2 separate regions of the Homo sapiens genome follow, and region 1 is linked to region 2. A link is an interaction called in ENCODE POLR2A ChIA-PET data of the cell type or tissue named here. Cell type or tissue: OCI-LY7. All regions are shown on one strand.

The links. ChIA-PET counts read pairs that join two places held together with the same protein. Peaks named below come from ENCODE experiments on the same cell type or tissue, not always from the same donor. Only the 100,000 strongest peaks of a DNase experiment are listed, where the experiment ranks them.
Region 1: POLR2A ChIA-PET joins it to region 2 with 10 read pairs; 6 of 35 experiments call an interaction of 5 or more read pairs at or near these places.

The regions. Positions count from the first base shown.
Region 1 is chrX:16,881,897-16,884,396 of GRCh38, forward strand. No RefSeq gene overlaps it. Among named protein-coding and RNA genes, the nearest start is that of RBBP7, 13 kb to the left of the region's middle. RefSeq lists an enhancer at 542-591. In OCI-LY7, a CTCF peak has its summit at 1,477 (motif pointing right); DNase peaks (open chromatin) are centred at 495, 915 and 1,545; H3K4me3 peaks cover 1,538 bases; H3K27ac peaks cover 1,676 bases.
Region 2 is chrX:17,024,004-17,026,503 of GRCh38, forward strand. REPS2 (RALBP1 associated Eps domain containing 2) reads left to right here. Exons shown (of 18, transcript NM_004726.3): 4 at 1,056-1,182. Among named protein-coding and RNA genes, the nearest start is that of REPS2, 79 kb to the left of the region's middle. In OCI-LY7, no CTCF peak of the experiment used is centred here; a DNase peak (open chromatin) is centred at 1,018.

The DNA.
Region 1 (2,500 bases), 140 kb before region 2:
AGGGGAAAATGAGGAGTGATTGCTAATTTGTCCACTTTCTTTTAGGAGGTATGAAAATGTTCTATAATTAGACTGTGAATGTACTAAAAGCTAGTCACTTGTATGCTTTAATTGGGTGAATTGTATAGTATGTGATTACATCTCAATAAAGCTAATTTTTTAAAAAAGAAGAGCCAACACGATGTGTCTCTGTGCCCCAGAATGTAGTGGGCTCAGATAAATGTGGAACGTTAGCGGGTCAGCGTGTACCTGGTTTCCAAAAACATTCTTTGTGAAACTCTTGATTGACGAGTTGCAGCTGCAGGAGAAGGGATGTGACTTGGCACTTGCTCCCAGACAGGGACAATGCACCGAACACAGTGTACACACGTAGGTGCCCATTTGAAGGGGTAGCTGTTCTGAGTTGAAGAACTGCACCAGGTTCAACCCAATTCTTGTACTGTGCATGTCCTGCGTGGGGGAGGGACCCGGAAGCTGTGCCAGACCTCAGGAGGCAGCTGCTGTTTGGCCACGTGCATTGCTCACTGAATATCTCTTAAAGTTAAGTAAACCAGTGTAGGGGGAAATGCCATTATGTGTAGTACAACCGTATATTTAGCTGTATTAGTGATTTTATCTGGGTGACAGGATTTTGAGTGATCTTTATTTTCTTTGTATTTCTCTGTGTTTACTGATTTTGTGTGTGTGTGGAAATATTAATATATTAATGTCTTCAGAAAAAAATCTGTACAAAGAGGTTTAGCTGTCCCCCCGCCCCGCCCCTCCCCAGCACCAGGGGTGTTACTGGTGAGGCTGAAATCCCAGGCAGAAGAGTCAGCGGCCGCCCAGGTCCCTCACGTTTTGTGCATCCTGTGGCGAGGGTGCTTGGGGACCCGCAGAACTCAGGCGGGGACTGCTTCGCGGGAAGCCCCACCCCGCCTCCACGGTTCTTCATTTCTAATGCGCAAGCGTGAGAACAGCCTTGCATGGGTGGTAGGTCGGGCATAAACTCTTGGGCTCAGGCTCCAGGCAGGCTAAGCTCTGGTGCCAGCTGTGTGGGGGAGTGCCCGGAAGGGCCAGGTGCCCGGCACCCAGAAACAGGAGTCCCCTTCATCCAGTGGGAAGTGGAGTCTCAGTCTAGTCCTCCCAGTCCCCACAGGGGGAGCCACAGGTTCCAGCTTGTTTGTTGCCAGGTGCCACTGAGAGAGCGCCTGGGATCATTCATCGAATAATCCTGCCCGTCTCTCCGCACTTTTAAACAGCCATATAGTACCATCCTTTGTTTAAACAGAGAACGTCTTTATCCCACAAGGGTAGGTAGTCCAGGAAATACCGAGATATAGGAACAATAGGATTACGGAATCAAACCTTCTCAAACAGATTTTCCTTAGTAGTCTCTAGAGCATTCAAAATGCATATTCTATTTTATGTCTCTTTTCTTTCTAGTAGTCAGATTACTGAAGATTACTAAGCTATCCCTTTTATAAATGTGCTGCTTCGTCAGCTAAACGCAGACCAGTTTCCACCTCTAGCCACGGGAGGGCGCACAAATCAAGTGACGTTTGGTATAACATGTTTTAGGACCTCCTGGCTTGGGTTGAGGAAAAAAACAGGGGCATTGTGGTCCTCTCATGAATGTAGAGCAGCACTATCCAATGGAACTTTCTGCAATGATGGAAATTTCCAATATCTGTGTTGTCCAGCACGTCAGCCACTAGCCACAAGTGGATATGTGGCTAAAATGACTGAAGAAATTAAATTTTAATTTTAGTTCATTTAACTATACATTTATTTTTATTTTTACTTTATTTTATTTTTTGAGACAGGGTCTTGCTCTGTCACCCAGGCTGGAGTGCAGTGGCGAAAGCACGGCTCACTACAACCTCAACCTCCTGGGCTCAAGTAATTATCCCACCTCAGCCTCCCAAGTAGCTGGGACTACAGGCCTGAGCTGCCGTGCATGGCTAATTTTAAATTTTTTTTATAGAGACAGGGTCTCTGTATGTTTCTCAGGCTGATCTCGCACAACCATCTCGGCCTCCCAAAGCACTGGGATTACAAGCGTGAGCCACCGCACCTGGCTAATTAAAAATTTAAATAGCCACACATGGCTACTGGTTACTATATTGGAGAAGAGCATTAGACTGTATAGGAATATTGATTTTTCTGAATGGCTTTACAAAGTTGGCATTTAAACGACTTTGAATCTAACAACAATACCTTAAGGGTAAAGAAAACTAACATTGATGTTCCCACCATTGGCCAGCTTCTGTGCCAGGCAGACTTACATTCCCATCTCATTTAACCTTTGCTATGCCCCTCAGTGAAGGATATTAGTATGCTCATTTCATGAAGATGCAGCAGACCCAGAGAGATGAAGTAACTGGTTCAAAGTCATCAAGAAAGTCACTGAGCTAGATAAATGCATCTAACATTCATTGAGAACCTACAATATGCCAATAAATATTTCAGCAAGGCACTATTACAGACACTGGAAATCTATAATAGAAACCAATGCTAG
Region 2 (2,500 bases):
TTTGGCTGGGTGTAGTGGCTCATGCCTGTAATCCCAGCAGTTGGGGAGGCCGAAGCAGGAGGATTGCTTGAGCCCAAGAATTCAAGACCAGCCTGGGCAACATAGCAAGACCTCATTTCAAAAAAAAAAAAAAAAAATTAGCTGTGTGTGGTGGCGCATGCCTGTAGTAGCTACTGGGGGTGCTGAGGTGGGAGGATTGCTTGAGCCCAGGAAGTCAAGGCTGCAGTGAGCTATGATCACGCCACTGTGCCCCAGCCTGGGTGACAGAGCGAGACCCTGTCTCAAACAAACAAACAAACAAAAAAAAGCACTGTTTTCTTGGTACTTGAATACTCCAAAGTTACCAGTCTACTAGTAAAGTTTTTTTTTTTTTTTTTTTTTTTTAAAGAGGAAACTCAGCAGCAGATAAGGTTGCTTACTTTGCCTAGGGTTCTACATCAGGTTCATATTTGAATTGAGATTCAAATTGTAGCTTGTTAAGATTTCATCTTAGTGTTTGGGAGTAAGCTGGTTGGAATGGTTTACCTATAATGAATTGTTTTGCAGTCTCTCATTGTTAAAAAAAAAAAGCTAGCATTTTACTTTGACATGGTAAGCTCCAAGAATATTAAGTATTAAGCATTTAGAAATATATATTTTAATATTCACATTTGCTGGAAGACTTGATAAGTATAAATCCAGGAAATAAATTTATTAATGAATGAAAATGAAATCTATCCACAGAGAGATCACAATTGGGAGCGGGTATGAATGTTATTTCATGTGATCAGTGTCTTTCATTTTCCAAAGGAAAATATTATTGGAATAACCAAAAGTGTTTCAGGCTGGTTTTAGTAATTTAGGTAACTCAGCACTGATGAGATTTTATTCTCTGGGAGACTTTTTGAATCCTCAGACACTGCTGTTTAACCATGCTGCATTTTTGAGAAAACATTTCCCCCCATTTGTTAAACCAGCTGGGTCACCAGCAGTAGAGTTGCGTTATGCTTCCTGACTGCAGCTCAGAACGCCAGGCTTGAGTGAGCGCCTCTGAACTCTGATCTGGTTCTTTGAAGCAGGAAACACAGTCTCCCACGATGTCACCCCTCGCCTCCCCTCCTTCTTCCCCGCCTCATTACCAGAGGGTGCCCTTGAGCCATGGCTACAGCAAACTGCGGAGCAGCGCAGAACAGATGCATCCAGGTAAGAGGCGACCTGGGGGCCAGCTGTCCCAGGCAGTGTCTTAGAGACTCCTTAATTTACCAGGCGGTAACGCTTCAAGCTGCTTAATTTCCTGATTTAATTACCCCTGTCTTTGGAAACATGGCTCAATTTAATTTTATATTCTCAAGCAAGGTTTTTTTTTAAAAATTGATTTAAACATATTTGAGTAATGTTTCATCTCCTGTCCTAGAAACTAGTTCGTCTTTAGACTTGTAAACAGCTAGATGATTTAATCTTTCATATACAGATTTTATTGAATAGAACATACCATATTAAGGGCTTGTATTTTTTTTGGAATTGTTATTCCTTTCTGTAAGCACACCAAAGATATTTATATAGTAACTGCTTTAATGAAATTTCTTAAGAAATATAACTGCAAAAGCAAAAGAGTTGATCCAACCTTTGAAGACTGAGCACGTAAATGAAAATATATAGGTCCTGTGCTTTGGAATAAGGATAAAGGAAATGCTAGGGGTAGCATTTTGCTGAGGGGTATGTAGCATGCACAGTTGTGGGGTTGCCTTCTTGCTCACATTTATGCTCTGCTGGCCTCGTTAGGTGGTAAAATACGTTAGTTCTGAGGATGACTTGCAGAGTTGGCTGTTTAGGCTGCAGTGCCTAAAGCACTGGAAATTCACTGCAGCATCTTGTGCCTCCTGGGGTTCAGACTCCTAGTTTAAGATATGACCAATTAAAGGTATTCTAGAACTGGATATCTGTAAACCCCCACCCCCCCAGTTTTGTTTTGTGGGCTGTGGCCCCAAATGACCCAGTTTCTGCAGGTTTTTACTGCATTAAAAATAGTGGTGACTTTTAGAGGGACACAGAAATAAAACTGCGCGCTAGGCTGAATAAAGAGAGGCTGTAATCTTGCAGAGAGAAGCAGGCGTGGCATAATGGCAATAGCTTTTGATTGGAAGCAGAAGGTGTGTGGGTTTCTGTGACTAGCTGTAGGACTTTGGGCAGGCCATTGAACATCTCTGAACCACGATTACCTCTTCTCTCTTAAAATGGAGTAACAGTATCCTAGAGGGGTATTAGAAGATTAAGTGAGAATGTGAGTATAAAATCTGTTTGGAAATTAAGTCCTATGCACATGCAAGATGATGTTGCTAATGGATAGTAACAAAAAAATCACTGTCCTGTAACTTGAATATCTCAGTGGGGTTAGAAACTAAATGGAGTTGAGAATTCTTCATTTTCCTCTTATAGTTTCCCTGATCTGATTTCCCTATTTTCAGGAGTGGGTTTTTTTTTTTTTTTTCCTATTTCTAATCTTACTTGGGTTTGGAAGTTG